Linked DNA regions of Homo sapiens: region 1 is linked to region 2. The links are chromatin loops, found by intact Hi-C in ENCODE. Cell type or tissue: Calu3. All regions are shown on one strand. Each heading gives the region's core, and the rest is flanking DNA. Links, peaks and the distances in the headings are about the cores only.

Region 1 (4,537 bases), core at 238-4,237, 330 kb after region 2:
ATGAAATAGGAGATCATTACAAGATACAGATCATAAAGACCTTGCTGATGAAATAGATTATAGTAAAGAAGCTGGCCAAAACCCACCAAACCAAGATGGTGACAAAAGTGATTTCTGGTTGTCTTCACTGCTACACTCCCACCAGTGCCATGACAGTTTACAAATGTCATGGCAACATCAGGAAGTTACCCTATACTGTCTAAAAGGGGAGGCATGAATAATCCACCCCTTGTTTAGCATATAATCAAGAAATAACCATAAAAATGGGCAACCACCAGCCCTCAAGGCTGCTCTGTTTGTGGAGTAGCCATTCTTTATTCCTTTATTTTCTTGTAAGCTTGCTTTCACTTTACCATATGGATTTGCCTCGAATTCTTTCTTGTGCAAGATCCAAGAACTCTCTCTTGGGGTCTGGATCGGGACCCTTTTCTGGTAACATATACAGAAAAAGTGAAACAGAAGTATGTATTTAACTAAGAAAATTTCTGATAAGCACTATTTCTCTTACTATTATTTAGTAATAAATTCATATTAATAATCAATTATTTATTTTAAATATTAAATTTATTTGTATGTCAGATGTGTCAACAAAAAGAGTCAAACTCTGTAAAATATTTGAAGATATTTATTCTGAGTAAAATGTGAGTGACCAATGGCCCGTGACATAGCCCCAGGAAAGCCTAACAACATATGCCCAAAGTGGTCAGGCTGCAGCATGGTTTTTATACATCTTAGCAAGACAGTTTGAGCTTAAGAGATCTATCCACCTCGGTTTCTCAAAGTGCTGGGATGACAGGCATGCCCCACCGCGCCTGGCCTCAGGTTTGCTTTATGCCGTTGGCCAAGAGAAGGGGTCCATTCAATTGGTTAGGGGGCTTAGGAATTTATTTTTGATTTACAGATATTTTATTTTTCTGGCAATTAACATCTGTTTAAAATGAGGTTCCTAATTGCTATCCTGGTAAGCTTACTTTTGAGGAAGAAGCTCAGAATGATGTTCTGGTATATTCCTATTTTCTATTTTTCTTTCCATTCACTCCCTCACATTGCCCCCTCATTTGAGATTAATTTCAAAATTAATCAAAATTTATCTAAATTCTATGATCAAGTAGCTGTTGACAAAACGAGTCAAACTCTGTAAAATATTTTTAGAGATTTATTCTGAGCCAAAGATGAGTGACCATGGCCTGTAACACAGCCCTCGAGAGCTCCTGAGAACATGTGCCCAAGGTGGTTGGGGTACATCTTGGTTTTATATATTTTAGGGAGGCATGAGACATCAATCAAATACATTTATGAAATACATTGGTTTGGTTCATAAAGGTGGGACAAATAAAAGCTGGGAGGGCAGTGCTTCCAGTCTATAGGTAAATTTAAACATTTTCTCATTGACAATTGGTTGAGTTTGTCAAAGACCTGGGATGATAGAAGGGAAATGATCAGGTTAAGATAAAAGATTGTGGAGACCAAGGTTCTTTTGAAGTCTTATAGTGGCTGCCCTTAGAGACAATAGATGACAAATGTTTCCTATTCAGATCTTTAAAAGGTGCAAGACTTTTAGTTAATCTTTTCAGGATTGGGAGGGCTTGGAAGAAAAAGATCTAGCTATGTTAATAGAGATTCTTTACAGATACAGATTTTCCCCCACAAAGAACGGCTTTGCAGGGCCATTTCAAGATATGGCAGAGAAACATGTTTTGGGGTAAAATATTTTGATTTTCTTCCTTGTTATACCCAAGTCAGATTGGAAAGTAAGTCACAATATACATGGTTAAATAAAACCCATCTGATGAGAACTGATAGTTTGTAGGGCATGATGCCCCAGACCCCTTAGATAGGAATGTGGGCAAGATTTGAAAAATCAGAGCTCAGTCCTAGTAGCAATGGAAAAAAGTGATGTTTCCAGGTCTGAAAACCTGATATTGACCTTCTGGCCTGTGGTAGCACATCCAATCTAAGGCAAGCTCCCTCCATGATTTATTCATATGATTTAAGGTTTCCTAGGAATTGCCATTACTGAGAAGTTAGGAGTTTCTGTTATTTTTTTCTATCTAAAAACTTCTATGATGGAGTATTTATAAGGAGGAGATTTTCACTAAAGAATAACATTCAGTTTTAGATGATTTAGATTTAGATTTTAGATGATGTCATTTGTTTAGTAACATGAATCAGCACAAGAATCAGTCTGGACATCATACAGAGAATAAGAAAATGAGCTGTTTTCCCCATATAGGAACATCGTGCCAACAGGACCACAATCTTTTCATGGCTGATACCTGATGGTTGAGTAAAGTGTCTAAAGGCATAGCCTGATTATTTCTAAATTAAATGGAATTTATATTATTTTATGTTTCAAGGACTCTGATGGATTCTTTTCAAGTTGTTTTTGATTGATCTATCATTTGAGAAGGACAATTTTATACACTTCTGGGCTTCTGGCCAACATTTTGACAAGCTGACAACAATTCAAATTTGACTTTGGCATTAGTTTCTAAGAAGACTTTCCTTGCTCTAACTCTAAATGCACCCTACGTCTCTCACTGCCCTCTGTTGGCTGGAACAAGAGGTGCTGGCTCAGGTGGAATTGCTTTATCGGTAACCTAAGATCTGTTTCTAGTGGTAAATGTGCAAGACACTTTGCTCATTAGAGGTTACCCTCCAGAATAGTTTGACCTTAAGTATCTTAAATTTAATCTACATTTTAGCAGATGTAAGAATAATTGGCATCCATCGTGTATAATAATATGGTGGTGTGTGAAGACTATAGACTTTGCAGACAGACATCCTGTTACTGTATGTAACAAGTGATAATTCATCCCTAACTCTTCCCTTACTCAGCTTACCTGGGTCATTGCAGAAAGGAAAGAAACAGTGTTTGCAAAGCACCTTACATAGTTTCTAGGAGAGATGTAGTGCTTAATAAATGTTGATCTTCCTCTCTACCCTCACTCATGCTCCCTCATGTACCCACACAAATATTTCTAGGCGTATTAACCCATCTTGCATTGCTATAAAGGAATACTTTGAGGCTGGGTAATTGATAAAGAAAAGTGGTTTATTTGGCTTATGCTTCTGCAGGCTGTACAAGCATGCCATCAGCATCTGACAGGCTTCTGATGAGGCTTCATGAAGCTTTCACTTGCAGCAGAAGGCAAGGGGAACCAGTGTGTCACATGGTAAGAAAAGGAGCAAGAGCGAGAGAAGTGGTGCCAGATTCTTCTTAACAATCAGATCTCGCATGAACTAATAGAGTAAGAACTTGCTCATTGCCAGGGAGAGGGTACCAAGCCATTCATAAGGGATCCTCCTCTGTGACCCAAACACCTCCCAGTAGGCCTCACCGCCAACACTGGGAATCACATTTCAAATGAGACTTGAAGGGGACAAATATCCCAACTATGCCACTAGGGATGAGTCCATAGCAAAACACCTGTAGATGTGTTATTTCATCTCACAACAATCTCCCATCCTGGCAAACGAGTAGTAGAAGCCACACTCCACACAACATTGATTCAAAATTTTGTTTGCCCACATCACACTGGTTCTCCTTCATAGAATTATAAAGTGTGATATCCTTCTACCACCACCATTATTTCTTCCACCTAACACTCTTTTTCATTTTCCTTGGTGCAAAGAACTGAATGTGTTGCAGTCCATTCAATTAACCCAAAATCATATGTTGAAATTCTCATCTTTGATGGGATGGTATGAGATGATGGGGCCCTTGGGAAGCATTTAGAATGAAGCCCTCATGAATGGGATTAGTAACCTTCTAAAATGGACCCAAGAGAGCTCTCTCATTTTCTTTCTGCCATGTGAAGACACAAAGAGAAGAATACCATCTAGGAACCAGGAAGCAGGCCCTCACCAGACACAAAGTAAGTCTTCTGGCACCTTGATCTTGAACTTCTCAGTTTCCAGAGCAGTGAGAAACTGGGTTGTTCAAACCACCCAGTTCGCGGTATTCTATTGTAGCGGCCCAAATGGACTAAGACACTAGGATAAAAAAAGTATTTGTTAACTGCTCATTTTTCATAGTTGGATGCCATTAAATATTGTTTAACATGGATAAAATTAGAAATAGAGGAGATTGGCTGGGCACAGTAACTCATGCCTGTAATCCCAGCACTTTGGGAGGCCGAGGTGGGTGGATCACAAGGTCAGGAGTTCAAGACCAGCCTGGCCAATATGATGAAACCCCATCTCTACTAAAAATACAAAAATTAGCCTGGTGTGGTGGCAGGCACCCACAGTCCCAGCTACTCGGGAGGCTGAGGCTGAAGAATTGCTTGAACCTGGGAGGCAGAGGTTGCAGTGAGCTGAGATCGTGCCACTGCACTCCAGCCTGGACAACAGAGTGAGATTCAGTCTCAAAAAAATAAGAAAAAGAAAAGAAAAGAAAAAAAGAAATGGAGATTATGTAGAGGTAACAATTAGGGAAAAATAAAAACAGAAATAGTCAAAAGTGGTTACCCAATGGGAGTGGTATTTGAAATGGGTAAAGAGGAAGACAGGGGACTTTTACTTTGATTTTAGA
Region 2 (4,240 bases), core at 1-4,000:
CTTTAACATTGGAGATAATGATGAAATAGAATTCAGGGTACTAGTAATGAGTAGTTGGCAGAAGACACCAAAAAAAAAAAAAAAAAAAAAAAAAAGTCATGGTACCCTTTAAAAAAAGGCAGCAAATTTCTTCTTGGCTAGAAGCAGTTACACTTTAATAGAACAGATTTGACTTTTTTGACAGTCACATGACAGTGATTTTGGATGGCCTCAGGGACTTGAACAACACCTACGTATCAGTGTGTGCTGCAGCTGAATCAAGGCTCCAGTCAACCTGCGGTCTGCCTACCCTCAAAGATAGAAAAAGGAAGAACAATTTGCATTTGAAGAAATGTCTGAAAATCTTCATATTCCAGTTTGACCCTCATTCGTCATCCCCTAATAACCCAAAGATTCACTTTCTTTTTTTTTAAATTGAAGTCTCCCTCTGTTGCCCAGGCTGGAGTGCAGTGGCACCAGTTCGGCTCACTGCAACTTTCATCTCCCGGGTTCAAGCGATTCTCCTGCCTCAGCACCCCAAGTAGCTGGGATTACAGGTGCCCACCACCACACCTGGCTAATTTTTGTATTTTTAGTAGAGATGGGTTTCACCACGTTGGCCAGGCTGGTCTCGAACTCCTGATCTCAAGTGATCCGCCCACCTTGGCCTCCCAAAGTGCTGGGATTACAGGCCCAAAGACTCACTTTCATATGACTCTTACCTAAACCTAAAGATGGTTCTTCCAGCTATGGAAGCCTGGGGTATGCGAATATCACTGTTACTGGGCAAACACAGACCATGCTTATGTATGGAATTTATATTCAAAGGAAAACCCCTCCCACCAGCCAAATAAAAGCGTGCTTTAGCTTGTATATGTCTTTACAATATTTTGTCTACATACCACCAAACCTTTTACTTAAGAGGGAAGTAATTGTTTTACCAGAAAATGTGATTTATTTCTATATGCTGAAGTTGAAACATTGAAAAAAAGACTGGTAGACCCTAAGAGACGCAGAGAGAGCCAACACTATATTAAAAAAAAAAAAAGGAAAATTTGAAAAATGCTCAGATACAATACAAATGAGAAGACATAAAATCTGAGATATAAATTCTGTGGCCAGATGGGGAGATACATGGGAGAAATGTAAAGCTCTTTTTCCCTTGGAAATGGATTAGAGCTTCATGAATGAAAAGTCTTGGCTGGGCAAGCACTAGAATTCTGCATCTGTTGGCCACAATTTAGAGTCGGAGCTGGGACAGTACTTAGGAGACTGCTTGTTTGTGCCCATGTCCCCACCGCATGGTCACAGTTGCCTCCTATTTTGGATGTGATAACAGATCCACATCTGTGGCTCACAGGCTTCTGGAACTCAGCACATACCAGATTCTTTTATGCCCAGGTTGCTTAGGTTTCTGGATGCTGTGAGCCATTCCCTTGCTCTCTAGGTTCAGATCTGCTTTGAGGAGTCCAGGGGAAAGACAGGGCCGCAGCAGGCAGGTAACACCGTGTCTGGCTCATCTTTGCTTCTCCTCAGAGACCGGGACAAGCAAGACATTTTAAGCCTCTAGAATTCAGACTTGCCCTCCTTTGCTACTTTGGTTTTAATGTCTGCCGACACCCTCATCTCAACTTGAACCTAGTAAATCATCCTCTAAGCAGGACAACACAGCACCAAGGGGCCCGAGTTTCAGTTGAGGTCTGCAGTGAGTTCTAATTGAAGGAATAACACCACTGAAGCCTTAGAACAGGCTGGTGGGAGGCAAGGCTGATGCTATTACTCTCAACTTTCTGTTGACTACACTGAGATTCAGACAAGTGCTTGCTCAAGATTGCAAACATCGCCAGATGACAAAACAGCTTGGGCTCTACCTAAGCCTCTACCCTCTTGGCAAGGCCCTTCCACTAAAGCAGAAGGCCTTTCCTTCCCAGACAAGGTGGCTCAGAGACTTCCAGATGGGTCAAAACCTCAGAAACTCAGAAGCATCCTAGCAATTGGTAAAATGGAACCAGTAAATGCAATGCAGTTTGACGAATATCAATAATGTCTTTAAACCAGAGCAATACCAATAAAGGGGTGTTTGCTGCCATTCTTCACAAACAAAATATTCATTAGTTTCTTATTGGGCACTAGTAGGGAGAGAACCTTTCTATTAAGTAGTAATAACCACACTGTATTGGTATTTTGAAATATGGTTTCATTATTAAACCATGTTATGCATCTGTCTTAAACCACAAGGGGGCAGGGTTGATGTGCCAATATATGTATTTTTTGAGTGAGTTGTTTGCATCTGATTATAGAGACAGGCAGATACACATTCTTTATAAAACCTAATGCAAATGGGCTGGGCATGGTGGCTCATGCCTGTAATCCCAGCACTCTGGGAGGCCGAGGCCGGCGGATCACCTGAGGTCAGGAGTTCAAGACCAGCCTGGGCAATATGGTGAAACCCTGTCTCTACAAAAATACAAAATTAGCCGGGCATGATGGTGGGTGTCTGTAATTCCAGCAAATTGGGAGGCTGAGTGGGAGAATCACATGAACCTGGGAGGCGGAGGTTACAGTGAGCCGAGATCATCACACCATTGCACTCCAGCCTAGATGACAGAGCGAGACTCCGTCTCAAAAACAAAAAAACAAAACCTAGTGCAAATGGACTGGTAAGCCTTCCAAATTATTAAAAATAATAATAGGTATACTGCAATTTATATTGCCCTTTCCCTGGCAATATTACATCAACATGATACTTCAAAGCCCACCTTAATTCAGTGCTTGGTAAATAATCTTTACAGCTAGATTGAGGTTCTGAAAATAGTAGTGCAGTTACACAGAGCATATTTGATGTTCACTTGCACGCCCATACCCATGTTGATACTGGTGAAGAATGAATTTCAGAAAAGGATAGGCAGAGCCAGTCACGGTGGCTCACACCTGGGATCCCAGCACTTTGGGAGGCTGAGGCAGAAGGATCGCTTGAGCCCAGGAGTTTGGGACTCACCTGGACAACATAGCAAGATTCTGTCTCTATATAAAATTGTTTAAAAAATTAGCTGGATGTGGTGCTGTGCACCTGTAGTCCTACTTACTTGGGACACTGAGGCAGAAGGATCACTTGAGCCCAGGAGTTCAAGGTACAGTGGGCAATGACTGTGCCACTGTACTCCAGCCTGGGTGACAGAGTGAGACCCTGTCTCTAAAATGATGATAATGATAATAATAGTAATAGATTAACAAACTAAAGGATCAATAGAGGTAGAAATATAATAGAAATGTTAGACTAATACATGACATGCCTCATGAGGAAAATCTAGTGGAGAAAGAATTACCAGAATACTAAGCAAGAGAGAACCCAAGACAACGTTTGATGACATAATGAAGAAGGTGAAAGTCCCAATAATAAGTTTATAATCTTTATTAAGATGCTGGTGAGAAAGAACGATATTTCATAACATCCCCTATCACAGGGAGTCAACCTAGTCCATGAACGACTCAGCCAGTTAGACATAGCCCTGTGAGTTTACCAGTAATCTTTGTGTACTTCTCTTCAGGTCAGGGCATGGAGGCTGGGGATACAGGTATGAAAGAGGGCAGGGGCATCCCTTTTAGGGATGTGTGCCGAGGAAGGGTCCTAATCATCCTTGCACTCAGCCCTCTGGCCCTGTGCTACCTTCCCTCATCCTTCTCCATCTTCTTTGTAGCAGGAGGAAAGCTTTGCTGTGAATCATGCAGAAAATTCCGGGAATTATGCAGTTATGCAGTAGGCCCATGCAGCAAACCTTTTCAACACCCACACACACCCACACACACACACACTCACACTCTCTCTCTCTCTCTCTCCATGTGGTATCATAGCTATTATGCCAATTCCTGATATGTTTCTCTCCCCAAGCCATTCTGAATGGAGAAAGATAACTTCACCTCTGTAAATATAGAAGAGCCTTCCACACCTTGCCCAAAGAGACACCACCTGGTTAATAAACTTGAACTGTACAAGATTCCATCATCATCTCTAGCAGTGTGTTTCTCTAGTGCAATGGCTTTCTAAGTATAGCCGCTGGACCAGCAGCATCAGCATCACGTGGTAAGGTGGTCCAAACAGAAACTCCGGGTTGGGGCCTGGCAATCTGTTTTAGCAAGCGCTCCCGGTGAGTCCACTGCACGTTTGAAAGCTATCACTCTCTGCCACATTTAGTCTGTCTATCTGTGATAAGGGCCAGCCAGCCTTCAGCAAACAGGCTGGCAAGATTTCTAGCACCAGGAC

Evidence for each region. Hi-C counts contacts between places; a loop is a spot of excess contacts. Peaks named below come from ENCODE experiments on the same cell type or tissue, not always from the same donor. Only the 100,000 strongest peaks of a DNase experiment are listed, where the experiment ranks them.
Region 1: a loop joins it to region 2, with 13 times the contacts of the local background. A loop is called at or near these places in 3 of 110 quality-filtered maps.

The regions. Positions count from the first base shown.
Region 1 is chr12:69,194,321-69,198,857 of GRCh38, forward strand. No RefSeq gene overlaps it. Among named protein-coding and RNA genes, the nearest start is that of CPSF6, 43 kb to the right of the region's middle. In Calu3, for the core only: a CTCF peak has its summit at 2,575 (motif pointing left); a DNase peak (open chromatin) is centred at 2,561.
Region 2 is chr12:68,861,842-68,866,081 of GRCh38, forward strand. The region is part of intron 7 of CPM (carboxypeptidase M); the gene reads right to left. Among named protein-coding and RNA genes, the nearest start is that of MDM2, 56 kb to the left of the region's middle. In Calu3, for the core only: no CTCF peak of the experiment used is centred there; a DNase peak (open chromatin) is centred at 2,250.